Regions from separate parts of the Mus musculus genome. Here all the other regions are linked to region 1. Evidence: chromatin loops called from intact Hi-C (ENCODE). Cell type or tissue: heart. All regions are shown on one strand.

Region 1 (4,000 bases):
TGAGGGGGGGAGTGGTGTCTCCCCACTTAGAGAATAGGATGCAACTGCCCAAGAAGTGGAAAGGTAGAAGCTCTGGCTGGGCCCTCTTGTCAGGATCCCCGCCCTGGCAACTTTCTAAAGCAGTTGAGTCTTCAGCCTCCTAGGACACATCGCACGTGTGAGTAAGGAGCTAGTCTGCTCACAGGCTACTCTATTTTCCAGCTTCATTTTCCTCAGGCTTTTTGATGGAAGCTTAAAACGCTGTACAAAGTAATGAGAGTGGGGCTGAACTATTGCTTTTTTTTTTATATAAAGGCAATGTATTTAATATATGACCAGCCACTTTGACGTTATTTTAAGAAGACTCAAAATTATCAGCCTTTGAAGAAAATCATTCCTGGTACTTTATCAAGAAAATATTTTTTATTCTCTCTCTGTCTCTCTCTCTCTTTCTCGTTAAATTCAGAGAGAGCTACGTAAACACTCTATCTTTGAGCTTTATTGAGAGTATTCTCGCCGGGAGGTGGTGGCGCACGCCTTTAATCCCAGCACTTGGGAGACAGAGGCAGGCAGATTTCTGAGTTCGAGGTCATCCTGGTCTACAAAGTGAGTTCCAGGACAGCCAGGGATATACAGAGAAAGCCTGTCTCAAAAACCAAAAAAAAAAAAAGGAAGAAAGAAGAGTATTCTCCTCTCTTACTTGTCCCCCTTGCTGCAGGTGCTTGCCTCAGTGTCCCCCCCCCCCCAAGACGGAAGAACTAAGCCACTGACATCTCTTAGGGCGAGAGCATTCACAGTCAAACGAGTGTTCAAGGCCTGAGCCCATCACGATCATTACCTCTTAATCCCTTTATTTCCAACCCCCTATGGCCCCTTTCTTGGCCTGAAGGCTGTAAGGTGTGTAGAAGAGCTCAGGGTGGAGGTGGTGGCTCACAGATGTAATCACATCACTCCAGAAGAGGTTGATTTTTAGGTCAGTCTGAGCTATATAGCTAGACTGTCACATGCAAGCTCATGTGAGATTGTCGTACACACAGAGGCACGCGAGCACATATACACAGACAATTTCATATATACAAAATGTGTTGCTAGGTAGCATTCATGGTTGGACATGTCCTGAAAGGAAGCAGTGGGATTTGAGAACAAGGTTGGGATCCAAGTCTCCTTTTCATCGCTCAATCCAATTTGGCCTAGGTTCGGCCTATGCTAAGAAAGCCTGGCTTCTAGTTTCTCCATTTTGTGGACTCACAGCTCCACGGGGCACCAGCAGGGGGCGGCGTTGTCACGCAGCTAGATTTGCGTGGGCGACACCCCTGCATCCCATCCCTCAACTCAGGTTGGGCTTCTAGACCAGGGCTCCCTAAATTCAGAGGCTGATTCTCTGAAGTTGTCTAGGGTCATGGGGGTAATGGCTGTTCATCTCAGGGCCTCTCCTCTCTACCCTGACTGCCTCGTTCGGCTCACAGCCTCTACCTGGATCAAGGACTGCAAAGCATTACTTTGAACGGAGGCAGCAGCGGGGCGGCGGAGGAAGTGGACAAGCGAAAGCAGGGAGCTTTCTAGCAAACAGTGCGGTGCCAGAGCGCAGAGATAACCTTTTCCAACCCTTAAGCACTCCACTGGCGACTGAAGCTGGAGGGGGAGAAACTTCTCGTCTTTTAAATTTGCCCTTAATGGCCGGTAAGAAGCCAGAGCCTACTTTGATCATTGACGTTTTATCCGCTTAAGAACTGAGAACCTTAGAGGCTGCGAGGAACGCGCTTCTCCCAAGTCTGAGCCGAAGGACCGCCACCCTGGCGGCCGCTTTTCGTGCACTGCTGGGGTTGCGCTCCGAGACCCCGCGGGTTGGCCGCGAGCCCGCGGAGCTGTGTGATAGGAGACGCGCGCCTGCCCAGCTCGCGGGCAGCAGCTGGACGCGCACTCAGGCTGGCTGGCTGGTACCGGACTCCCCACCCCACCCCCACCCCCCCACCAGCACTTCTCGAGGTTTCGAGAATCGAAACTCAGTTCTCAGCAAACCCTCCCCCTCCCTCACAGAGACTGACGTGCGTGACCAGTTGCCTCTGGAGACCACACTTGGCCCAGGGTCCAGAGTGGAATCGGCGGTCTAGCCACAAACGGACACTGTTGAGGGAACCTCCAGGAGACCCAGTTACGCGGCAATGACGCGCTCCACCCGGCCAGAAGGCTAGGCTTGGGAAGTTTCTATAGTTGCGTGATTTTTAACCCTGATCCGGTTTTGATGGCCATCTATCACATTTGAGGCAAAGTGTCTCCTCTTTAGGGGTGTGTGTGTGCGCGCGCGCGTGTGTGGACGTGCAGAAATGGATAAATCTACACGTAGGAGCCACAGGCATCTGTCTGTGCTCATAGCCAGGGGCTGCGCACCCTGGCCTAGCTCCAGCAGCTCTGAGCTCCGGCGACTGTCCACCCAGCGCTGGGGGCGGTGCTCTATGCAAATGAGAGGGTGTGGCGAGCGCTGCGCGCTGGGGCCCCGGAAGCGCGGAGAAGCCCGGTATAAAAAAAGTACTGAAGACATTTCCCCCCGCACAACTGCTAAAGCTCCAGAGACGCGAGTGTGCGCGGTGGCATCGGCGGCGTCGAGAGCCGCCACCTCCGAGACCACCGCAGCGGGGGCGCGGGCGGGGCGCGGGCAAGGGGCGGGAACGCTCAGGGCGCGGCGGGGGTCGGCGCGGAGAAGTCGCGGGCCGCTGCCGGGAGCGCACTCGCAGCTCCTGCGAAGTGTGTCCGCCTCGCGGTTCCTCGCTCGCCTGCGCTCCTAGAAGGGGCGGCCGCCTCCAGGTGACACAGACGGGACTCTCGCTTGTGCTTTCCAGATGCATCAGAGATACTTTTGGTGCGGGGCTGCTCTGCGGGGCGCGGCGCGCGGCTGGGCATTGGGGTCGGTGAGGGTTGGGGGAGGAGGGCTACTATGGGCGTCACGATCGGGGAGGGGAAGCCCAGGCCCCTCGGCGGGACCCCTGTCCCCTCACCCGCACACCTCTCTGCCGCTCCCCTAAATCCACTCTTTCCTCTTAGGACTGACCAAGGCCAAGTGGCTTTCGGAGGGCACTACATGGCCGAGGGCGAAGGGTACTTTGCCATGGCAGAGGACGAGCTGACCGGCGGCCCTTACATCCCCCTGGGTGGTGACTTCGGCGGCGGCGGCAGCAGCTTCGGCGACCGCTGCTCGGACTATTGCGAAAGCCCCACGGCGCACTGCAATGTGCTGAACTGGGAGCAAGTGCAGCGGTTGGACGGCATTCTGAGCGAGACCATCCCGATCCACGGGCGCGGCAACTTCCCCACGCTCGAGCTGCAGCCAAGCCTGATTGTGAAGGTGGTGAGGAGGCGCCTGGAAGAGAAGGGCATAGGTGTCCGCGACGTGCGCCTCAACGGCTCAGCCGCCAGTCACGTCCTGCACCAGGACAGTGGCCTAGGCTACAAGGACCTGGACCTCATCTTCTGCGCTGACCTGCGTGGGGAAGAGGAGTTTCAGACTGTGAAGGACGTCGTTCTGGATTGCCTGTTAGACTTCTTGCCCGAAGGGGTGAACAAGGAGAAGATCACACCGCTCACTCTCAAGGTAAAGCCACCTGATGGGCTTGGGCAGAGCAGGGGTGGGGAGAAAGCAAGCCCAGCTTGCCTTGACTGCCGTCAGTATGGCCATAGTGAGTTCGTTTATTTATTTTTTTATTATTTTTTTTTCACGAGCGCACTAATGCGCGTGAGTGGTGTGGAGTGTTTTAGTTTCCTGGGAGATCCAGCGCCACAACTCTGTGCTTCCTCCTCTGCGTTTCCTTCTCTTCCTTCTCTCTATGGTTTAACTCTTGACTTTCCTTGCTGGACTCTTGTCCAGAGTATAACGTGATTGGTGGAAGGATGGAATGATGTAAATAATTTTTTTGAGTCATCTTGTAATCTAGACTTTGGGAAAAATAGCAGCCTGAAGCAGAACTGAGTCAATGGTTTTTATTATATTGGAAAATGTGAATCGATCCATACTCCACTGACTTCGGCG
Region 2 (4,000 bases), 1.4 Mb after region 1:
TTTTCATAAGGTGTTTCATAAGGGTTTTCTTTAGCACCAAAACCCTCATCTCACCAACCGCTGTCCTGCAGTGCAAGCTTGTCACTGAGTCCAAGAGCAAGGCCATCAGTCAGACGAGCCTTTCAGCAGGAGGAATGTACAACAGAAGGCCATTCGCTATGCTGACGATATTAATATCATTATTCAGAGAAAAGTTTGGGACCTGTCAAAAAGCTATGCCTATGCCCCTCCAGGTTTGAAACTAATCTGGAAAAGACGCTTCTTAAAATAATATTCAACAGTGCTTAAGGTATTCAGAGAGCAGTGCATGAGGGGGACCAGAAGAAAGCACAAAAGATGGCCTGAAAGTGTGGAGGAGAGTCCATGGAGTCTCCTGGCCTTCCGTCTCCACCCAACGAGTGAGGACAGATACCAAAAGCCAACTGGCAAACACAGGCACGTCGCAAGATGCATCTTCTCTCTCGCCTCAGGATTATCCTTCTTCTCCCTCCCAACTTCAGCATCCTAAGGTATCTGGTTATAAAACTCCATTGGTGTTAGAGAAGAGAAGAGCTAAGCGGTTATATTAGCTCTCCAAGCTGCTACAGCAGCCACACATGTATGGATGCAGTAATGGAAAATCCCCAGTGCCTGAGAAAAGGCAGATGCCGGCCGGGCAGGAGACTCCTTCAAGTTCTCTGTCTCACCTAAGTTTCCTGCAGTCAGTGGGCCAAAGAGAGTCTAAGAAACACAGCCCAGCAATATTTATAGCAGTGCAGAATGGCACTGTGCAGATTGTAGCTTTAGGAGTTATTTGTGTTTATGTGGAGGGGTTTTGGGTAGAGGCCAGAAAACTGAAGAGTGGGCCATGAGGGGTAGGGTTGGGGGATGGTTTGGGAGGGGTGGGGAGGAAAATAGAAGACATGGGGTATAAAAGTGGAAGTGAGGATTCTGGTGAGGGGAGGGTTCAAGCAGGAACAAGGGGAAGGGAAATGGGGAGGCCAGAAAATGTGGGGACAATGCACAGAATCATCCAAAGCTATGTATGGATGAAAACGTTGCCATTAAGAAACCTGTTATTTTGTGTGCTAACTTAAATATATTTTTAAAGGAAAAAATTATAAATGCATACAGCAGTTTCATAGAAGACATACACCTAGCACACAGGGTCAAAGAAGACTGTTGCATATGCACGTGGCCTTCAACAGAAGAGTACCTTCTCCCCACAAACTAAATAATATAAACTATTCTCTCAATCTTTGCTTCCCTGGAAGTCTGCTAGCTCCATCCGATGCTGCTCTGAGACAGATCTCAGCGCCCACCACATTTAAAGCTGCCATTTGGTACACAATGAATTGCTGGGGACATACCATTCCATTGCTCTTAATTTCCAAGACACTCAGTTTGTTCTATCAAAGGACAGGGAAGGAAAAGAGAAACGGTTTGAAGCTTTTTATTTCCCACTCATCCCGGCCATCTGAGTACAAAACAAACCTGTAGCTCCCCGTTTAGTGTGGGCTCTAACCATGCCGCCCTTTCACGGTGATACGAAGCAGCGTCCAGCTTTCCAATACTACATCAGTAAACCTGCAAAACTTCCATCTTTACCTCCTGATGGATGCAAAAAACTTAGCCACGGTTCCACACCAGCACAATGCTCAGCTCTCATTGAAAAGCACAGACTGCCACCTACTGGCCACGAGCCTCTCTGCACTATACGCACAAGGCTTCTCAGAACAGGAAGCTGGGTATCTCCGGCTGCTTTCTATTGCTGGGAAAAAAAAAAAACACTGTGACCAAAAGTAACTGGGAAAGGAAGGGGGTTATCTCACCTTACAGCTTCTTGTCTGCATGAAAGGAAGGCAGGGCAGGGACTCAAGGCTAGAACCGAGATGCGGGAACTGAGCCACAGACCATGGGAGAAAGCTGACTAAGTGGCTTGTTCTCCAACACTTGCTCCACTTGCTTTCTTACACAACCCAGGACCACAGGCCCAGGGATGGCACTGCCCACAGTGGGTTTCGCCCTCCCACACAGATCATTAATCCAGAAAATTGCCCCACAGGTGTGTCCACAGGCCAGTCTGATGGGGGCATCTTCTCGGTCAAGGTTACCGCTTCTCAGATAACTCTAGCTTGTGTCGAGCTGTCGAGAACCAACAGAGTCAGCTCATCATAAAAAAAAAACAGTATCTTCAACTTTATTTTTACAATTTGTTTTTGTTTGTATAAATTATTTAAACTCCACAAAATAATGGTAAGCAGACATGTTTATGTGAAACTGAAAATTTCCTGGAGTACACTCAAAAGAGCAGAGGTTATTTTTGAAGTATTTATTTGATTTTTGTATGTTTGTTCCTTTCTTTTTTCTTTTTTTTTTCTTCTTTTTCATGCCATGAATCAGAAATATTTCTGTGAGCTCCCCAACATCCACATTACCTTTTAGTTCTGAAAACAGAACTTGATCACAGAGCAGTAACTTAACTGTCCGTCCCCATCAAGTACAGACTGTTTGAGATTTGAACACACAACCCACAGCACCTTTGCACACTGGCGCTACGAGTTACTCTGACACAATGCTAAAGCTAAAGATGTCCAGATGAAAGACCCTGACTCTGGATCTGGCCTTCTGCCTCACTTTCACGCTTTCCCAGATATAATCTCTAGCATACACCAGGCAATTGTGTTTAAATCTGTCTGTCCTGAGAAAGTTCTGAGAAATGGCTGCTCTGTTAATATCTAACTGCGTGCTTACTGGTGTTTATTTATGTGTTTTTCTGATCATGAATTTCTGACCTCAAACAACCTTCCTTAGATCATTGCTGTCTTTGTTACATTCATGTATCAAAGTTCACTGAAATTGAACTAAAATTGTCTACAGCATTAGACTGTGGTCTGCCCCATCCTTTAAGGTCCTCAAATCTCAGGTCTCGCAGACAAATCTGCATAGTTGAGTGAAAGCTGACAATCAGCATACTGTGGGACTCTAACATGAAGATCTGGGGTAGAATAGTCAATCTATGACTCTCAAGCTCAGGGTAGAGGTATAAATTAGAGGAAGAAAGTCAGAAGTTGCTAGTAGGACAACAGGAGAAAACGTGGATGAAATGCCCCACATAGAATGGATTCGGTAAAGAATCATACATGTGACCTGTGGGGAGAGTCAGGAAAACTGTCCCCTACATCACACTGAGTCAGCTGAAGAAGGAGTGCCCTCAGAAGCTGCACCACACAGAGAAAACACCAAGTTGTAAAACAGCACAATTCTACCTTTTGAATATTAATATATACAAACCTATTCAGATATGCTCCAGGTACAAATATTCCGATGCGCCCAGTGATCATCTCTGGAAATACCTGAAGGATGCTTACCCTCTCCTCTATATGTCCTGAAACAGTATACAATGCACACTCATCTCTCTGAAATCAAATGTATAAAAGTTTCTCTTTTTTTTTCTCTAAAGATTTAAAAGTTGCTAAGAGTCTGCAGTACAGAAGACAGCCTTCTAACCAACTTCTTTCACTCTCAAAGGCTCACAGAACACACAGCCAGGAGGAAGCAGAGGATTGGAACCCCGTTATCAGTGGCAGAAAAAACAAACATGCTGACTGTTCTCAGTACACCACACGGAACTCAATACCCCGGACCTCAAGAATGGTGCAATGGGGAAACACAATACTTTTGTTAAAGCTTTTAACCTCCCTCACTGCCCATTCAGAACACACCTGAGCACTCCGGGGCAGAAGCCACGGGCAGATAGATGACTGACATCAACTTCTAAGCCTGAATGTACCTGCTTTGAGATTAGGCAAGAGTGAATGAAGAAATAAAGCATGGGGCACCTAAGACGCATCATTAACAGTAAAAGAAGAAACGCATTCATTAGCGAGTCAGAGGGCTGAGCATTCTTAGAATCAAGGTAAGCTCGGACGGCTCTACCTCCGAGTGAAAAGGCAATGAAATCGGCCTGTAGAAAGGAAATGTGTGCCATGCAAGAGACACAGATTGGCTGTGAGCAAAG
Region 3 (4,000 bases), 1.3 Mb after region 1:
GGAAGGGCAACAACAAATAGTGTAAACAAAATGAAACTCTTGAGACAAACTCACATAATTTAAATATGTAAATGAGCACTTGCAAAATATTCTAAAGAAGTCTAGAACCAGAGAAACGGAGTTGTATAATTTTTCTCTCTCCAGGCTCATGTAAACAGAAATAAAATAAATCAAATAAAAGGAAGATGTTAGCTTGAGTTAACTGAGTAGATGCAGTGTCTCTGTCATCTCTTTTAGAAGAATGGAAATATATATATATATACATATATATATATGTGAGAAATGCCTACCCATCTTATAAAGCATGGTCTACGCTGAAGTTCAGCAGCATCAGTAAAACCCTCAAAGCTTAAAACACTTTCACTGTAAAGCACCCTGACATGAAGCATCCATACACTAGAAGGGGATCAGGCCTGGGGAAGGATTACAAGAGAGACACTTCCTAGCTGAGTGACTCAGAAGTGGCCTAGTCTTCCTGAGACTCAATTTCCTTCTTCCTAAAACAGTTAAGGATATTTCTCACCACGCACCGCAACAGAAAGGGTTAAATCAGGGGTAAGGGAGGAGTCCACTATGAAATGACCCCAAGGAGAAGCTTCACACCGTCCACTGATCTACTTCTATTGCCGATGGCTGCTATACTTTCCAGGTGCACGCAAACAAATCATCACAAATCACTCATGTCATCACATCTCAAAACTGTGTCAAACATCTGCTCACTCTTTGCTTGGGAAGCTGTATGCTGTGTGAGAAAAGCGAGGGCTAGAGGCAAAAATCCAGCTGCCAGAGAAGCAGCTGTCCCTTCCTGAGCCATCAGCCATCCCTTCCCACCTCCCTTCCCACTGGCTCCAAACTCAATTTCCTCCCTGTAAAACTGACCCTGGTGTCAACTTAGAACTGCTAAGAGTAACCAAGAGGGTTTGTGTCAGGTGTATGAACTTTTAACCGTTCCCATTTATCTCTCACCAAGAATGGGGCTGCTACATCCTATGATACAGAATATATTACACAAAATTAGGTTGAAGCCTAAAGTTGTTATCTCAAACAACTCTAAATCTAGACCAAAGTCCGACCAAAGCAGACCAAGTGGCAGGAGTGACATTCGCAGCCCTTTGACTCAGAAAGTATAAGTTCCTGTACTTTCTTTCATTGAAAGATCAAATACCATCGGCTATTTTAAAATTCAATGGCATCGTTAATAACTATAATAAAGAGCATCTACTATACTGTACTCTTCGTGGAGGCCAGTAAGATGGCTCTGTATAAAGTCACTTTCAGTCAAGGCTAATGGCCTGAGTTCAACTTCTGGTCCCCATCACAAATTGTCCTCCTGTGTGCAGTCACACAGACACACGCTCATACACATACATACACTAAATAAACAAACAAATAAAATAGTTTTAGACACTCTTCATGACTAGTGCAATCTAGCAAATGAGCAAGTCCCTGCTTCAAGGGACCTAAGAATACCTGGCTGGCCATGGGCCATGGGAGAGCACAAAGTGAGGCAGCCATACTACAAGACTGCACACAAGAAGGTGAACCCTGCTTCCATTGGCACCCCAACCAATTGGACAGAACCATGACAAAAACAAGCAAACAACACAGGAAAGAAAACCTGACAAATAAGCCCCAATCTACCATCGCTTTCCTGTTCTGGACCTGAAAATACTACTCTGTCAGACAGGGACAGGCAGCCCTGATCAACCTCTCTGTAAAGTCAAACTATGTAACAACCAACTCCAAATAAATGGGAGACTCAGTCTCCCTGCTCCTAAAGAAAAACATAAATTTCTTCCAGACAGATAAATCTAAAATCATTTATCAGTTACCTTTTCCATATTCACGTAAACAATTTTATTCAACAGTCTAGAATGCCTTTCCTTAAGGTTGATGATGAGAAGAATAAACCACTCAAAAGTTAAACAGAACACTTTAAATCAATAACTGTAAAACTAAACATCTTTGTGTTGTTGAGGACACATCACTTCACCCAGTAACCCTCTGACTACAACTTTTACTCAAGGGCTTTTAGAAACGAGATTCCTAAGTAGCTGACTTCAATCTAGCTGAGCATCGATAGATATAATATACAAAATATACAAATTAATAAACCACTTAGGTTGCAGCATAACACATACACTAGAATACACCTATTGACAGAATATTTACTTAGAACTGTAATATAAAATGTAAGTAATTTGCAATGACAAAGCCAGATGCCACTATAGACACCTAATGATATTCACCCTAAAACCCTGCCTAAGAGAGGCCTCTAGTGGCTATGGTCAGTTACTAACCACTGGGATCTACCTCATGGAGAATCTGTGATCGTGGTCATTCTCACTGCTACCTTCTTTTCTTTCTATAACCTCTCTAACTTTTACTCTTTCTCTGCCCCCACTCTCTTCCTTTCTCTCTACCTTATTACCTCTGTTGCACACACATAGCCTCTAGCAAAATATGTAGCTTTCAGTCACTGAATTAAAATGCCAATTTTTTTTTAATGCATATAAACCAATGAGCAGCACTTGTTCACCAGGAACACGTGGGAGGAAAGCCCTCAGTTTCCCGTGAGTACAGGGTGCAGCCATGAGGTACAAAGCCCCAAAATTTAACTACTACTCAGCTCACGGCAGCAACCTTCCTTTTAAAATGGCATCAAAGGTGATCTAAACCAGCCCAATGAAATGATGCTTTTAAAGGTTGCAAAGTTAGGGTTAGGTTGATGAGCCTTCACAAGGTAGGTTTTCCTCTATCTAAATGCACTCATCAACCAAGGCATAAATGGGAAGGCTAGGCCATCTTGGTTCTTTTTGATATGCGCAGAGCTCCCTGAAGTCTCCCTTTTTCTTACTGAGTGAGACCTCTCTGCTCCCAAACTTTTCCTTTCCTAACCTACCCTGCCAGCTACCACCTGTCTGGCCCTTAGGCAACATCCTGGTAGAGTATTTTATGGAAAGAAAAGAAATTGCTATCAAGAAATGAAGTAAAGAACATTACTGAATCAGGGACAACTGATTTAAGCCATGCTCTGTGCCACAAATGAATTATTTCACGTTGCTTATCTCCTATGACCACCCAGTTCCAAATACACACAGCTACAGGTGCCCCTGACCTGAAGCCACAGAACAACTGCTCCCGTGTATGGACAACCAGAGTCGGCCATATAACCGATGCTTAACAAAATGGAAAGTGTGAGGGAAGGTGCTAAGGAAAAGGAGGCAGAATGGAAAAAGTAAAATCTATATTCTTTTGTGATTTTGTTCTTTTCTTTTTAATCATAAGAAAAATAAAAACATTGTGTTTTAGACAGGGCTTCTATTACTGCAACAAAACACAATGACCAAAAACCAAGTTGGAAGGAAAGGGTTTACTTGGGTTTCCCGTCCAGATAACAATCCCTCATTGGAGAACGTTAGGGAAGGAACGCAAGCAACCTGGAGGCAGGAGCTGATGCAGAGGCCATAGAGGGATGCTGCCTATTGGCTTTCTTCTGCTGGCTTGCTCAGCCTGCCTTCTTCTAGAGCCCAGGTCCACCAGCCTAGAGATGGCACCACCCACAAGGTGCTGAGCCCTCCCCCATTGATGACTAATTGAGAAAATGGCTAACGTCTGGATCGCATGGAGCCATTTCCTCAACTGAGGCTCCTTTCTCTGTGATGTTTCTGGCTTGTGTCAAGTTGACACACAAAACCAGCCAGTACATGTTGCTTTGGGGTGGGGACAGGGGAAACAAAGGAAGCTGTGGCACTATCTTGTACTAGGACATTCTCCAAAGAGAAAAGCACTGATTCAACATAGAGAGGTGCTTATGAAGAACGGAAGCCAATCAGCTCAGGCATGGGAAGGGCAGGCCTACGAGAGGGAACCAATCAGTTCGGGCATGGGAAGGGCAGGCCTACGAGAGGGAACCAATCAGTTCGGGCATGGGAAGGGCAGGCCTACGAGAGGGAACCAACAACTAGGATGTGCTCCAGCTAAAAATCCCATTGACAGT
Region 4 (4,000 bases), 980 kb after region 1:
ATCCAGTTGGCTTGCATGTGGTCAATTTTGAAAGACTGTGGGTTTGATACCTCTTTAGGTTATCTATGTAATCACTGTAAATACCCTAATGGATACTGCATTTTCTCCCAGTTCTTAAAGATCAGAGCATGCTGATGCCTTCTGAGTTAAGGTTCATAATTTCCAACTTGTATACTCCAATGTATAATCTAAAAATTCAAAATCGATTCAGTGACCATATACTTGACTATTCTCATAACAAAAACCATTTTAAGAAAGATGGCAGGTATTTTTACAGCATGTTAGGTGGGTTTTTTTCCCCCAAAATTCTTCCATTTGATCATATCGTCCTTTGAGATGTAAGATATTCAGTAGAGGAAACACTGATCTTGTTCAATTGGCCAAGAACAAGCCATTACTGGATAATAAAGTTGGTCTAGAACCGACATGTCTGAATTTCTGACTCAAGTGAGGTCATTGAACCATACAGGCACAGTACTACCCTCTAATCTTCAAGGCACTCAAACCAGAGCAAATGTTATCTGTATCCATCTGCAAATTAGCTACAACTCTAATGAGCTTCTATGGACCTCATTACCCAGAAGACCTGGGCAGTTAAATCTCCCTAGAAGTTAAAAATAGTTTCAAGTAATAAAGGGTGCTTTTGATTGAGTTTTCAAATGTCATTTTATTAGTTTCTTAAATAAAATGAATGCCAACATCGGTTTATTTGTTTCTCATCTGGATGTTCCTACAAAACATTCATTGGCGTGTTCCTCTCCAAGCAGTAATGCTATTCTTTCCATGATTGCACAACCCAACCATCCAGCCAGAAAAGAGAAGAAGGTAACCCCTACAGCTGCAGTAACTGGGTCTATGCTCAAGGAATGACCACATTCTAATCAGAATTAATTCAGTGCAGGAGAGAAACAGACAATGGAGAAATATAGCGGTTAAAAATTCCTCCTTGAGAAGGCAACTGCTGAGGTTGTTTCTGTTACAGACTCAAATATGTGTGCACACAAAATAAACCCAATCCATTTCCTCATAAAAAAAAAATTCCTTTGTCTCAGCCAGAGGAATCATCACATGACTTGATTTTCCTTTAAGATTTTTTAAAGTTTTGCTATTGTACATGTGTGTATCTGTGTGGGTGTGTGGACATATGATTACAGATGCTTATTGACTCCAGAAGAGAGTCACAAGTTCCCTAGAGCTGGAGTGATTGGTAGTTGAAAGATGCCTCATATGGTGTTAGGAGTAGAAGTCTGGTCCCTTGCAAAAGCAATTGGCATTCTTAAACACCAAGTCACCTCTCTAGGCCTTATAACTTGGTTTTAAAGATCAATTCAAATTAATAAATCTAATTCTACCTCTGAAACTATCATTGTGATAAAAGCACACACCATACTCACATCTGGAAATTCCCAACATTTTTGGTTATATTTCCTTGAAATAAGAGTTTGTATATACCCACAGACATAAGTCTTTCTAAATATACATTTAAAAGATTATATTTAGAGAGACTCTGAAATTTTCCCAATACAGGTTTGTGTCTAAGATAGTAGAAATCCCTCTATGCAGTAGGCATGAAAACCTCTTGAACTATTTTAGTAAAACAGTATAGAACTTCTTTATATTGCTTATAATGATCGAAAGCCAGAAATCAATGTTATATTCATTCAAAACAACTTTGTGCCTGACTCCTAAGCAAACCAGAATTTTAAAAGCCTAGAATTTTGATGTAGGACTCCTGTTTCCATAGTTCTTAAAGTTTTCCTAGAACTCATCCCTATGGAAAGACAGGCTGTGGGGAGAATCTCCTAGAACTGATTTCACAAGCACATAGTAACCTCGTTGCAGAATGTCTGCCTTAGGATTGGTGGGGGAAGGGATGTTCACTGAATATATAGCATAGCTCTCTCCATAGCAACCACTGTAAGCAGTGCGTGAGCAGAAGTGGCGCAGGTTTATGTCTCTTTTGCGCCCCCTCCTGGCTGGTTTCATGGATTGGGTGCTGTGATCTCACCATGTTAGCAGCCTCAGAGCCGCTAGGAAGGTCCCTTTTTTCTCAGACTTTCAGAACTTGAGTGTCTGGACTTGTTGTGTCTTTGTTTTACTATCGTAGTGTGCCATTGAGCATTTGCTTGTGTTAACTGCAAGTGAAGGGTGTGCCAAATAGAGAGCCATCATGAATATGCAAAGTCCACTAGATAACAGCCCTGAGGGTGTTGGGTATGACTTAGGAGGCATGAATTACATAGTCTCTGTGTTCTAAAGCAATACAAAGTCAAGGAGGAAAAAATAACACACGTGCACATACATCAATACACACAAACATAATATGCAATATATACAAATATATGTATGTGTTTGCATGTTTATCATGATTTTAGGATAAGGTACTGTGTGAATGGCATTAATTTATATGTCACTGACTATTGTTTTGAGATCAGAGAGTGGAAAATTAACAACCAACAGGAACTTGGCTAAAACTCAGAAATGACTGTGGAGAGCAGGGAGTAATAGGAGAGGCTATTGCAAGATTCAATAGGGAGTAACTAGTTATCTATTCCCCGAGTGTCTCCATCCAAATGGTTCTCTTGCCACATACATGACTGAAAGGAAGCAATAGAATGAAACCATTCCTATTCCTGTCATAATGAAACTAACCATGCTCCAAATGAAAACGTATGCTCTTCCCAGAAGTGAAACTTTGTAGTAATTCAGTCACGACCACTGTCCCTGAAAATTTTCAGGCCCTCTCTATCTTAAACATAAACTGGTTTGGATGCTCTGCTTTGTATAGATCAAATCATAAACTCCACCCCCAGAAAGTCAACTTATGATTGCAGCAGGGTCTTTCCTTCATCCAAGTCTTTTCCTCTATGTTAGGAGATCCATGTCTTTCATCTGATTCAGATCAGAAAAGATGGGTAGGGTCCAACATTTCCACTGTGGTTGGTCATTCATGCTACTAGCCTACTAGTATCTTTAACTACTTAACCATTGTCATCAGTTTTGCATTCAGTTCTAGAGTCCTCATGACCAGCTGGCTGCTTGCATGTTGGGTTTTATAATTACCAGGCTGATTGTTCTAGGAGCCACAGCATGTTGCCTGGTAAACTAAGTGTGAATGTTTGACCTTAATCAACAGAGAACTCCAGAGTATGTGGTAGAATTGTCCCAATCTGGGCCACTCTTAAGAATGACAGTCTATTGATGAATATTGTGCTGCTCTAGGCAATAGTTTCTAATGTCTGATGAAATAAGCAGTAATTTCAATATTCAATCTTTTGGGGAACAAAGTTGAGAGATATCCAATCTCTCTATACGTTTTAACTTCATTTCTCAATAGATAATTTTTCCTAGTATTTCAACTTCATTTGGTATACCCCAGGCATGTGGCAACCACTTAAACAGGTTATAACCACCTCCAACACACTCAGACTAGTAAGTTAAATCATCCTTTCTGCATTTAATGATGAATGTATTTGTTCATTTAATAGTCATTCCGATTTTATAGGTATCAAAAATTCTAAGTAATAAAAATATAGTGCTGGATAGCTTAAATGTTAGTTTACTTGAAGCCTACATTTGATGGGTGAGGGGGAAAACAGTATCTTTTAAAATGTACAGTATTTTTTCCAAAGGTAATTAGTGCTCTAAATAGAATCACAGCAGGTAAAAGCACACAGAGAGCATGCAGTCATGTACATCTAAGCAGGGTACAAATTAGCCCCTCCAGGAAAAGGATGTTCAGTGAATACTAGATGGAGGGGAAGACGTATACAGTGAGAACATCTGAGCGATGGGCACTCCAGGACAAGGCCACTGCAAGAGCAGAGGCTCAACCGATGGAAGCCCATGGAGACTGGAGCCCAGTGAGCTCACTATATTTGTTAGTAAAATGTTCACACAGCTCGCTAACACTTTGTATCAGCAATTATGAGACAGTAGCCAGTTCATTACTGTTTCTCAAAAGTGTATGGATTAATGGAACAAAATGGACTCAGGCAAG
Region 5 (4,000 bases), 860 kb after region 1:
AGCCCCTTTTCTGCTAAAATGCAGGCCCAAACTCTTTAATTTACTTTGAATGTTTGTCTTTTCTTTACTTACCACTTGAAGGTCATTTGCCATGGGAATCAGCCCTAGCCCTTGGTCTCTGTGTCTCTACTGAAAATATTGTCCTTCTACTGTGTGGATACCCTTTGTGGAACATCCCTCCCTAATTACATTACAGGGTCTCTTAACCAAATGGTTTAAAAACAAAAATGTGGGAAAAACTTTGCAAAGTCACTAAACTATATAGATTAAGAAGTATAGTCAAATTGAAAGAATGCAATAAAAGTAATTTGTTGCCTAATTATAGAGAAAATAATTAAGGGTTGTCATAAAAATCTTATCATATGGTCTTGCAATACAAAAATAAGTCTATCCTGTGCATGAGTGCTAGACTGCATATGAGAGATAACCCAACATTTACAGGTGTTTTTAAATCAAAATGACTACCAGCACATTTCCTGACTTCTGGCCCTACAGAAAGTGGTTCGGACAATCTTCAGAATGAGTATATGATATAATGAAAAATACATGCTTGTCACATCAATCTAATAAAATCACAAAATACACAATTTTAATAAACTGCTCATACATATGTGTGTGGGTGTGTGTGTATGATTTTTCTTAGAACTTCCTCACCTCTACAGAGTCCTTACTAAAACTCATACACATCAATTCATAAAATTTAAATATCTCATGTTTCAATCTGAACAATATGAAGCAACAGGGAGGGTCTATTTTTAAAGCTTGCCTGTACACAAGACAGTATGTTCTGTACAAAAGCTAAGAGAGCATTGGTTAATCTGATGATGCTCAAGTCAATAAATGGGTTTTAAATGAGCTTCTGTTTGTCATTCATCCTTCCAATGATCTATGGTGCCTCTATCTTATGGCAGCAATGTTAATACAAGGCTAGTACAGAACCTATTTTAAGCTTAGTATCACATTTGCAGGACATATATGCACATTTTGTTCAAATCATAAATCATAGAGCCTTGATCTGAAATCAAATTAACAATCTTTAGTAGTTTAATTGTAAAATATTTAGCCTTCACTTTTATTATATGTAAATAAAAGAAAATCAGCCATTCTCTCATAGGGAATGAAGAGATTGGGGGTGGTGAGCCATTTAGGGGTAGTCAGTTACTAGCATAGACTAGATTACCAGTAAGTGTTGGTTCCTTTCCTCTTCAATCCAAATTAAAAAGACAGAGGCCAAGATGATTCAGAGAAGCACACAGCATCTCACAAACCATCCCATGAAGCAAAGGGGTACAAATCAGAGTCCTTTGTCCTTACTCACAATAACAGCCAATTAATCAGCTGAAATAGAAAGATCTATTCAAGGAGTAGATCCTGCTTCTAAATATTAGCTGGGTTGGGTACATACAATAACAGATCCTTGTTAAAGACTTCACCCCACCCAAAACCCCAGTTAGTGATCCAAAAATAGAAACTATCTGGGGACCAGACAAGGACAGACCAGGGTTTATCCACAGCCAGTAAAATCGCACAAGTGTCAGGGATGATGGGTCAGTAGCGCCATCTATGTGTGAGAGAAGTATATGTGTATCTTGGTAATATCTCCAGGTATGGCAGACAAAAGAGCCACAGTAGGAACACTGTGCACAGGCAGGGAAACTGGCCAGCTTGCAACTTCAATTTTTTTTAAAGCCAGCGGTTTTGATTTGGAGATAGGGATACTGAAACTTAACAAATGGGAGAAACTGTTGAAGAAACCTACTACCCCTTAAAAGACACGTTAGTGAGGAGCACATTGTAGTTCAGGTATATAGAATGGCATAAGGAGCTTAACCACTGCTTTTACTGAAACTTTATGCCTCACCACTCAGCCCCCAGCATTAGGTATGTAAGGTGCTGCACAGCAGCGGAACCTCACAGCATTTGTTTTGTTCTACTAGTTTCAGTCAGCACATTGTCCTTAAATCCCATCCAAATTGATATGCATTACAGAATTCCTTCTTGCCTGTGTGTGCCTGTCTATGTGATGCACTTGCTCTGCTCTGCACGAACAGTTAGGTCCTTTCCACACATTGGCCACTCTGAGTCTGAGAGAAGGCACAGGAACATACCAATTCTCTCCCTTCCCTCTTTGAGGTCCTGATTTCAATTCTTTGGGGAAATACTCATGAATGAAATGACTGTATTACATCATTTAGGTTTTTTTGATGGTTCTCCATAGTGTTGGCCATTGTGTCTACTGTTCATTCTCACTGTCACTGTTTTCTGGTTCCAGTTTGTCCACATCCATAACTGACACCTCTTTGAACAGCCCCAGGGACTTGGTCCTGACTGGGAACAACAAAGGAATGAAGAAATTACAAAGAGAAAACAGAAAAGCTCAGATGAGGTGGACTGCTCTTCACTGGAGAAACCACATCCCACCGCCCAAAGTCACTGTGTTTATAGAGTTGAACAGGGAAGTACGTTTAATGCATACATATCAAAAGGAGGCAGGGATTGTGGTAACAGCTGGGCCCAAGGGATAGTTTTACTTGGTAGGAACAGTCTTGATATGGAGACATCTTAGGCTATAAATGCCTGACATTGGAGGAGCTATGTATATATTTTCTGTACACACTATTCATGCTTTGTTCCCTGAGGGAGGCTTTGCTATCCCTCTGCAGGGCTTTGTCATTTTTCCATTGGTCAAGGCTATGGCATCCTTGACATGTCCATATCAGCAGTATCCATTCATTCAGGACATCCCTCAAACCGGGCTTCCTCTGCTCCCAATCATTAGTAATAGTTGACTTGCTTTACAATAGTCATGTGATAGACGTCACTGGATACTGTCATTTCTGCCTCTGTTGCCCTGATGACCGAGTGTGTTGAATGTGATTTTATATGCCTCTTGGATGCTAGCATGTCCTCTTTTGAAAACTTCCTATTGTCTGTTGAGCTTCAGAGTATCTACAATGACTACCATTGATACCTCTTATCTCCAAGATCAGAATCTTACTTTAAAATGTAATTTTAACATTCTAATAAGCTAAAATAAATATAATGTCCATCCAGTGACTATTGACAATTATGCTACTCCATCGGTGGTTCTTCCTATCTCACATTTGTAATTTTCATTTCTAGAAAAATGTAACTTTTGGATTCTACTAAATTTAATCTCTTTTATTTGCATTTTGTAATTGCATTCAGTGTCTTCTGTAGAACATATTTCTTCCAGGTAACTACAGCAAATAAAAAAAAAAGATCATTGCAAGTATGAATTAGCTGAATTTGTCTTTCATTTTGTAGTTTTCAGGCATTATTTTTTCTTCATAGTAATAATTACCATAGGTGTGTGACAGTAAATACATCTACATTGAGTATAATAGTATTCTTATTTTTAATCATTAATGTACCAAATGTAAATCACTGTTCAATTAAACCTGTCTAAAATAGTGTCTAAGAATTCTTCCTTAGTCAATTGCAAAAGGGGAGAAGAAGCCATTGGGGAGAGACAAGACTTCATATCCATCCTGTTGACTGAGTAAGCCTTTGGCAGTACTGTATATCGTATGTCCCTTGACATTTCCTCTAGTATTTGATAAAACCTAGCATTCCTAATATATTAGTAGACTTACAATGCAGTTGAGTTTTTCAGGTTGTAAAGAAAAAGTAGAATTGTGTTTCAATAAATATTCTAACAAAGTTTATTTTGTTCCTTTGAAAATACATGGATCTCCACTGACAAAATTTGGAAAATATCTAGACAGGAGACTAACAATTACTGAATTTCAACTGTCATCCAGATATTTTATTTATGCACTTCTCAGTCTGCCCAGTAGTCAAGCATGTTTTCATTAACAGGAGAAAAAGTGAAGCTTTGAGTTGTAAAATAGTTTATAAAAATCTAATGACATGAACAAACAACAGCTTCAAGATCTATGTTCCAAATAGTCCAACTTCAGTGCATATGTTTTCTCTACTAGCTTATGCAACACATATAAAGAAACCATATGAGGCA
Region 6 (4,000 bases), 200 kb after region 1:
TAAGATACCATCATAAATGTGTTCGTAAAGTTGGGTACATGCTTTTCTATGTGTGCGCTTTTAAAACTTCCAGTAGAGATGCACAAGAATGGAACTGAACCTGTAGATGGATTCTCTTCAGTGGTCCCAAAGCCCTTATAAGCTGCTCTCCTCTGGACACTCATGGTACATTTCCAGAAGTCTCAGTTTTTCTTCTCTGGAAGCTGACTATTGACTTCCTACAACATAAAACCTTACCTAGTAACTTATTTTGGTTCAAATAATTGATACTTGACAGATCAGATGTAGATGTCTGACTCATTGGTATTTTGATAAGAGTTTATACGGTACATGAAAATAATGGCTGGATCAGAAAAATTAAAGGGGCATAAATGAGGAGAACTAGGTTTACAGATTTTCAGCCTGTTAACTTTTTCATATTTAGTTCTTGCCTTTATCTAATGAAGATAATGAAGGCTACTCTACAGTATGCTCACATGAGCAACAGAGCTCACCAGTTTTCTCCCATTGAACCTGCTAGCCAGTACTCACAGATGCTCCTGCCCTTGCTACTGAGTCCCTGAGTATACAGACAAAGTTCTGGAATCATAATTCTGTTAATATATGTAACCAGTGAAGGGTCATAATTTATTTTATCTAGTGATTGATCCGCATTGCTAAGTAGTCAGGCTACAGAAGGCTCTTGTAGGTTCTCTGTTCCAGGAACCTAGAGTTATGTCTAGTTGAAAGGTTGAACAAATATAACCAGTGCAGCAGTCTGTTGCATTTCCCACTTATTTATGTTGTTCAGATTTCTGTTGTGCACGGAAGACAGTTCTCCAGGGTGTGAGAACAGTGGAACAGCATTTACCCAAGATTGTTTATGGATAGTGACCCAGTTTAGTTGTTCCCAGGCTTGGTAATCTCTCAGTGTATCACTGTGAGTGCTGAAGAGGGGAGGGCGCTTGTGGAACACAGTGGGGATGACATACTTCCTAAGCCTCCCTCCTGCTGAGTGCAGCCAAAATGCTGCACATGAATCTAAACAGATGTTTCTGTTGTTTAGGCCGATGAAGTTTATAGAGTGCATGTTTATCTTTGAAAAGAGAATGTGGAGAGTTCATTCAGTCTTGAGATCCAATCTTTCCGGACATTGGGCTGCCTAGTAAAGTTGGAACAGAGACTGGGAGAGCACATGAAGTCATTTGGGGGATGTCAGAAATGCTAGTCCTTTTCTAGTGGGTAGGAAAGAAATAAGACACATGGAAGTTGTTTTGGCTCAAAATGGTTGATATTTTAAAATATAGATTATGGAAAATAGTGTGCAATTTAATCAATTTACTGAGCCTTCAATATAATGGGCACGCAGAAATCATTCCCCATGTTAATTCAGTGGATGTACAATAAAGGCATCAGAATTCCCAACACATACTTTTAAATGAAAATGTCCCATATCATTATATGAGTCATCTCTGATTTAAAGTGCTGGCCACAGGAAATGAAGCCTTCACTGGTCCAATTCAGCATTTGCTGTAACGGTTTTAGCAGAGAAGGCAGATATGAGAGGCAGTTACAACACAGCACTATGAATCATGTATACAGGACTTCCGCTAGCAGATTTGTCTTTTCTTTACCACCCATCAGATCACATTCAGATATCAGAAGAATACAGGAAGAATTGAGAGTGGGGATCTTTTTCTCGAGGGTAAAGACAGAAAGATAGAATGTCTGTTTTGCATCTGTCACGGAGCGTGTTATGGCTACGCCAGCAGTGATCTGCACAGGAAGGGCCCTGCACTTGATCTAGTGCTTTGTTAGTGTTTTGAATTTATTAATACTCTTTGATAAAAGGCTCCACTTTTGCCAACTCTCATTGGGATCCTCAAGTTATATTAGAAAAGAGGACTACATCATCCTCTTTTGAGAGAGTGGAAGGAACATAGTCATAGGACTATTTGAGAGAAGATTGTGGTATCTGGAGCTGAGATGAACATCTATTAGCCAACTGAGGATACTGAGTGGTCCAGTAACATGGGGATTTCTCTGGAGTGCCAAGGCTGTAGGCAAACATCAAGATATCTTACTAAGCCCGTTATTCCGAAAGCATAGTTTTGTCTTTGTCTTAATTCACCACCTACAGAATATAACTTAATGTTTAGATGGATAATGTAGGCTATGGTAGTCTTCCCAAGGGTTACTGTAATAATCATCACTCACAGCATCTTGAACCGCAGAAATAGATTATCTCATAGTTCCACAGGCCAGAGGTTCAAAGTCACATGCTGCCAGAGCTGACTTCTGGGGCCTCTAGAGAATCTGACTCTGGCCTTTCTCCTTGGCTTCCTGTGCTCGCTGGCAGTGCTTTAGTCTGCAATTTGCAGATATATCACTTCACTTCCTCCCTAACTGCACATGTACTGGGTGATCTCCACCGTGCTTTCTGCTCCAAATGGCCTTCCTGTAGGAGGATTCCAGTCAGAAACGACTTAGGGAACATCTTCTCAAGCATGGCCACATCTTAAATTCACCTACAAAGGCCTTCTTTCAAAATAAAGTATCATTCAGAAGGTTTTCATGGACAGAATTGTTAGGGAGACTGCTTATCCCATTATAATTACTAATGATCTTTTATGAAATTATTTTCCTGTTTAAGCTATTTCAGTCTTATTGTGCTATTACAACCATGAACCTTGATGACCTGGATGAACATTTTTTGGGTTGTTTGTTTGTTTGTTTTTGGTTTTGTTTTGTTTGCAGAGATCTGGATTGGCTGTGGTGAGAGGAGGTCATTTCAAACTTAAATATGTCTCATGTATTGAATACAAAATTTTAATTTTTTAAATTATATATATTCTCTGCCTGTCTCTGTCTGTCTGCCTGTCTGTCTGTCTCTCTCTCTGTGTGTGTGTGTGTTTGCAATGGCACATACATGTCTTGGCACATAGAAGTCAATGGACAACTTGAAGGCATAGACTCTGTCATTCTACCATGTGGGTTCTAAGGATTGAACTCAGATAATCACACCAGCCCAAATAACAAGCTTTTAATAAAAATAAAAAGGAGGAGTGAAGGAATGGCATCTACATGATGTGCAAAGCCACCAAGGCTGATGGATAGCTAGACACTCTATCTTTGATATTTAGCATATGGAGGAGAATGGAGAAACTCAAGAGTTGAAATAAAGGGTTTGAGACACAAAAGATGAAAAGGATATAAATGGTGAGGTGGTTTAGCGGGTCAAGGCTCTTGCCCCCAAGCCTGATAACCTGAGCGGGATCCTCAGAATTCACAAGGTAGTAGGATAGAACTGATTTACTGCAAGGTTTCCTCTGATATGGACATATATGCTTCAGACACACACACGTTCACACACACACACACGCGTGCGCGCGCGCACACACACACACACACACACACACATGCACACACACACACACGAACACACATGAACACACACACACTGAATAAATATGTATAATAAAAATATAAAGACAGAGTGTAAAAGGACCAGGGAAAGACAGGATCCCTTGGATGAATATTATCGTCAGCAGTGGCAGCTATTGGCGATCTTCACAGAAAAGTGACATGAATACATTTACATTTTTGGATAATCTCTGGGCAAAGGTAAGAAGCCCAATCAATGTGAAGCAATGGTGAAGGCAGGATTAATCAAGAGAAACTATGATACAGTCCAGGACATCTTAAGCCTTTAGGTCAAAGCAGGGGTGATGGCAGTGCTGGGGTTGATTGGGTATAGAATTGATGGGACAGGTGAGCTTCTAGAAGCAGGAAGCAAGAAAGAGAAAGAGAAATAGGATGATGTCAAGGTTGGACAGGAGTTCCTTTGTTCTGTGAGAATTAATCAATTAAGCATTACATTAACCACTTTTCATCATCATTTTAGGAATTAGTCTCTCAACATAATTGGTTCTATTTACATCTGGGGACAGAAAAGTCTTTGTTGTGTATGCGAAAGGCAATGTCTTATAAATCTAAGTTCTTCAGTAGTCTCTCAGGATCA
Region 7 (4,000 bases), 260 kb before region 1:
TCACACTAAGAGACAAAGGACACCGGAGTCAAGATGATGAGAATAGAGTCTCCAGAGGACCGAGTTTATTTCCGGAGTAGAACTTCACAAACAAAGGAAGGGGAAAGATCACTTCCCTCTGAAGACACACAGATAAAGCTCCAGGGACAGAGGGAAAACAATGGCTTTAAAGCAAGGGGAAGAGACCACAGTGCTGTCCTGTGATATGGACGGTAAGAGTGGATCCTGGAGCAGGAGAAGCAGTTAGGAGGTTGTGTTGAGTCTGCAGGCTGCATCTTGGATCTTTCTCCTCCTCTTAGAAGCAGTTCAGGACTTTAAGGAGGGAGCTTAGCACACTTAGACTTCGATTTGAAAAGATGACCCTGACTGTACTAAGTATCACCGTCCAAGCAATAGACTGGACATTAGGATGCAGGGCATTAGGGCATTAAGAGATTATTGCCATAGCAGCATAGAGTATGGGGAAAGATATTTAAAGGGAAATGCCAAGATGCCTTGAGAGTTCCTGGTTGGCACAGCCTGATAGATGTCCTGTATGGCAGGCAGAGAGTGCTCCCAGGGGACCTTCAGGTGGGGGTTGAGTTCTGGGATGAACACTTTGAGTCTATAGAGTCTGTGAGATACTCAGATGAAGAGTATTATGGCTATTCATTTGTGTTTAATTCTCAGACAGAGGTGTGACTCAGACAGATGGTATAAATGAGAGAATCCTTGACTGGGGGTGGGGAGCAAAGCTGCGGCTAAGGGAAGATTCCCCCACATCCTGGCACCAGTTTCTCATGTGTATGTGCACAGTGTAGGAACATCTGTTTCTCCATGCTTGTGACAATTTGTCATATTGCTAAATATCTCGATCTTTTCCAAACTGACAGGTAAAAGAAAAAATGTCTCTATAGCGTTGGCTTGAATTTAACACACACACACACACACACACACACACACACACACACACACCCTTGATAACTTCATCCATGTATATAAGTAAGTCAGATCTTATTTACCTGCTTTCTCCCTTCCAACTCCTCCCATATCCCTCAACCATTACCTTCCACTTCCCTCCCAATTCCAGGAGCTATTTGTAGCTGATAGCTGTGGGAGGGAGGAGGAAGCTCTCACTTTCTTGAGCGTGTTTCCACAGGTTGGTTTCCTACATGCCACTAATGGATGGACCCCCGCACCCATGTGTGCATGGGTAGCACTAAATTAGAATTATCAAAACAATGGCCTGCATTTTGCAGAAGTGATGCTGAACCTCTTTTTCTTTGTTACTCCCTGAATTGTTTCATGACTTTTTGTGGATATAAAAGCATGTTATTATTTTTTTTTGGCAGAAATTCTATAGTTTCATCAGTGCTCAACCTGACTACCTCATCTCTGTATCACTGACCTGGACTTCTTCTGACTGGGGAATCATCTTCCATGGTTAGTCCCTCGTGGCTGTTTGGCCTTCTCAGAGGCATTTCTCAACACATAACTATTCCTCTGTGTGGCACTGATTCCCTGCCTCAACTTGGAGCCACCAGTGTAGGCTAAGACTGACCTATCATGTTCTACATTGCTGTCTTCTTCTGGAGTCTTTATGCTTTTATTATTTTCCTCCTTCCAATGCAAAAGGAAATAGTGACCTTTTTGTTACATCACAACTGAAGCCTTCACTATAAACTCTTAGCTATTTGGCTTGAGCACACTTCTTTATAACCAAAGGGGACCACAGAAACTTATGTATCAGGCAGAGCACAAGGGACACACACGTACTTGTTTCTGTAATTCCACACTCATTATGGGTTGTGCTCTTTGCTATTGAGATGTGCACTAAGTCATTTTAAAGCATTCTTGGGGGCTAGCACTAGGGGGAGCATGAGGCCTATTGTTCCACCTAGAAAAGGCCAGAATGAGGGTGCTGACAGGCTAGGGTATAGAAAACACTAGCAAATTAGAAGGAAGTTGATAGGGTGTGTCCTGTCTCTCATACTGAGTGTGTATTGCTTGGCAAAATATTCACCTGCAGCCAGAATCTGGAAAGGGCACGCATTGGAGGTCAAGGAGGTAGAACAACACTTCCTGTCCATCTGGGAATGACAGGGGATGTAGGCTCTTTGGGATTCATACATACACACTCTATGTAGAGTTGGTGTGTGCCACCTTACTTGGCCTTTGATATAATGTGTATGTGAAGTGATGCACTGGATACTTTGTGTGTCATAGGATATCTTTGCAGATGTGACAGGTGGCAGTTCATGATTAATGACAGAAAAGATAACCCAAACATGAATTTATACATTCTGATATCTGAGAGTAATTAAGTGAACTGGTATTCTAAATACAATGGCGAATAGATAGAAAGAAAAAAGAAAAGAGAAAAGAAAAGAAAAGAGAAAAAAGAAAAGAAAAGGAAAAGCTGAAATGTCTGGACTTATATTTTAAACTCTTGTTTAGAACTTAATAGTATTCCCATTTCCTTTTGCCTTACTTCAGCAATATCTCCTTCTTATATTTTGTCTCTTGATGTCTTTCATTTCTGGGTGTATTTGAAGACAAGTTCACATCCATTCCCCAGACTAAAAAGACTTTTGGTCTGACCATGCTCTCCCACCCCTGCTGTAAGCCCTGCCCACACACTCTCCATCCCTAAGCAGACTTCTTGAATGCTACTTGCGCATTTCATCTTCTTGCCAAGTCAGGATTTAATCTTCCACAATTCAGAGCCTGCTTATGTCACTCTGTGAGATGCTTTGGACAAAAATCTCAAAGGGCCCTTTAATTCCAACTTTCCATCTATGTAATTGCCTAATTCATAGTGACGATACATGTGTATTACTATAGAAATATTTTATACATTTAAGAACATCACTGTGTTTTCCCTCCTTGCATAAGGACAGCACGCGCACACACTTGTTTTGTATGCTTGCTGTATCTTGGTGACCTTTTATACAAGGAAGTTCCTTCTTTGATTGTACAAGTTGTTCCGTATACTGAGCCAACAAAACATGTAGCCAGTGTGCATCTAATGGACATTTGATTGTCTCTGACATTTGCTGCAGTGAATAAAGTTGTACATATGTCACTCAGTATGGGTGTGATCACAATCAAGGGGTAAAACTAGAATGGCAAAATCATTTCAGTCTGTATGGCCAAATTGGTATTATCTCTGCAAGAAGGAATGTATGCAAATGTTGCTCCCTCATTAACCCTTTTGTCTAGTTGTACAGATGGAATATAGTAATTCATTATTTCCTTTTTAGGATGAGCACTTTTTCCTATGGGCTTATGCTCTTTTTATTTAAAAACATTTATCATTATTAGTTTATTACTTATTATATACTTAGGTGTTTTGCCTATGTGAATACCTATATACCAAAAGTATGCCAGTGAGCTGCCATGTAGGTGCTGGAAATTAAACCATCTGGAAGAGAAGCCAGTGCTATTAACTGCTGAGCCTTTTCCCCGGCCCAGGCCTTGTGCTCTTTAAGAGCCTTTTAAGACTGTTTTGCAAATATTAATCAGGGTCCTGGAGAGAGGTCAAGAGCATTGGATGTCTGTGAAGAGGACCCAGGTTTAATTCCTAGCACCCACATGGTGGGCCATAACAGCCTGTAACTCCAGTTCCAGGGGATCCAACATCTCATCTACATGAACACTGGGCACACATGTAGTACATAGACAAAATATCCATACACATTAAATAAGTGAATGAATAGGTAAATGAATAAATAAGTAAATAAATAAATATTTAAAAATAAAAATATTGGTCAGGTCACATGACATTAGGTTGGCTTTTCTAAGTACTCAACCCTGCCCTGAGTACAGCTCTCACTACTGAGAGTCCTGTCCTCTATGTCCATTCTCTTTGTCAACTTGTCTTTTCCTACACACTCAGCATTCTAGACCCACTCTGCTTCCCTCTGTCTGTAAAACACTGTGTTGTACTTTGCCCATCTCTGGTACCAGTACCTTTCACCCTAAACCTCATACAGTTGATAGCTGTTCTCTCTCAGACTCC

Evidence for each region. Hi-C counts contacts between places; a loop is a spot of excess contacts. Peaks named below come from ENCODE experiments on the same cell type or tissue, not always from the same donor. Only the 100,000 strongest peaks of a DNase experiment are listed, where the experiment ranks them.
Region 2: it touches region 1 in a loop (5-fold over the local background); 17 of 42 quality-filtered maps call a loop at or near these places.
Region 3: it touches region 1 in a loop (4-fold over the local background); 8 of 42 quality-filtered maps call a loop at or near these places.
Region 4: a loop joins it to region 1, with 14 times the contacts of the local background. A loop is called at or near these places in 14 of 42 quality-filtered maps.
Region 5: it touches region 1 in a loop (13-fold over the local background); 16 of 42 quality-filtered maps call a loop at or near these places.
Region 6: it touches region 1 in a loop (2.1-fold over the local background); 3 of 42 quality-filtered maps call a loop at or near these places.
Region 7: a loop joins it to region 1, with 5 times the contacts of the local background. A loop is called at or near these places in 9 of 42 quality-filtered maps.

Annotation. Positions count from the first base shown.
Region 1 is chr9:85,325,824-85,329,823 of GRCm38, reverse strand. Tent5a (terminal nucleotidyltransferase 5A) reads left to right here and starts at 2,674. Exons shown (of 3, transcript NM_001160379.1): 1 at 2,674-2,781; 2 at 3,019-3,565. The coding sequence starts at 3,056. In heart, no CTCF peak of the experiment used is centred here; DNase peaks (open chromatin) are centred at 1,283, 2,393 and 3,133; H3K4me3 peaks cover 2,866 bases; H3K27ac peaks cover 2,714 bases.
Region 2 is chr9:83,954,810-83,958,809 of GRCm38, reverse strand. The region is part of intron 3 of Bckdhb (branched chain ketoacid dehydrogenase E1, beta polypeptide); the gene reads right to left. Among named protein-coding and RNA genes, the nearest start is that of Gm29163, 18 kb to the right of the region's middle. In heart, a CTCF peak has its summit at 1,674 (motif pointing left); no DNase peak of the experiment used is centred here.
Region 3 is chr9:84,018,102-84,022,101 of GRCm38, reverse strand. All of the region lies in intron 8 of Bckdhb (branched chain ketoacid dehydrogenase E1, beta polypeptide), which reads right to left. All of the region lies in intron 1 of Gm46124 (a long non-coding RNA gene), which reads left to right. Among named protein-coding and RNA genes, the nearest start is that of Gm46124, 4.7 kb to the left of the region's middle. In heart, a CTCF peak has its summit at 2,277; no DNase peak of the experiment used is centred here.
Region 4 is chr9:84,341,832-84,345,831 of GRCm38, reverse strand. No RefSeq gene overlaps it. Among named protein-coding and RNA genes, the nearest start is that of Gm26146, 160 kb to the right of the region's middle. In heart, a CTCF peak has its summit at 1,978 (motif pointing left); no DNase peak of the experiment used is centred here.
Region 5 is chr9:84,464,495-84,468,494 of GRCm38, reverse strand. No RefSeq gene overlaps it. Among named protein-coding and RNA genes, the nearest start is that of Gm39388, 120 kb to the left of the region's middle. In heart, a CTCF peak has its summit at 1,546; no DNase peak of the experiment used is centred here.
Region 6 is chr9:85,124,278-85,128,277 of GRCm38, reverse strand. No RefSeq gene overlaps it. Among named protein-coding and RNA genes, the nearest start is that of Tent5a, 200 kb to the left of the region's middle. In heart, no CTCF peak of the experiment used is centred here; a DNase peak (open chromatin) is centred at 2,327.
Region 7 is chr9:85,586,156-85,590,155 of GRCm38, reverse strand. No RefSeq gene overlaps it. Among named protein-coding and RNA genes, the nearest start is that of Gm25125, 120 kb to the right of the region's middle. In heart, a CTCF peak has its summit at 1,840; no DNase peak of the experiment used is centred here; H3K27ac peaks cover 363 bases.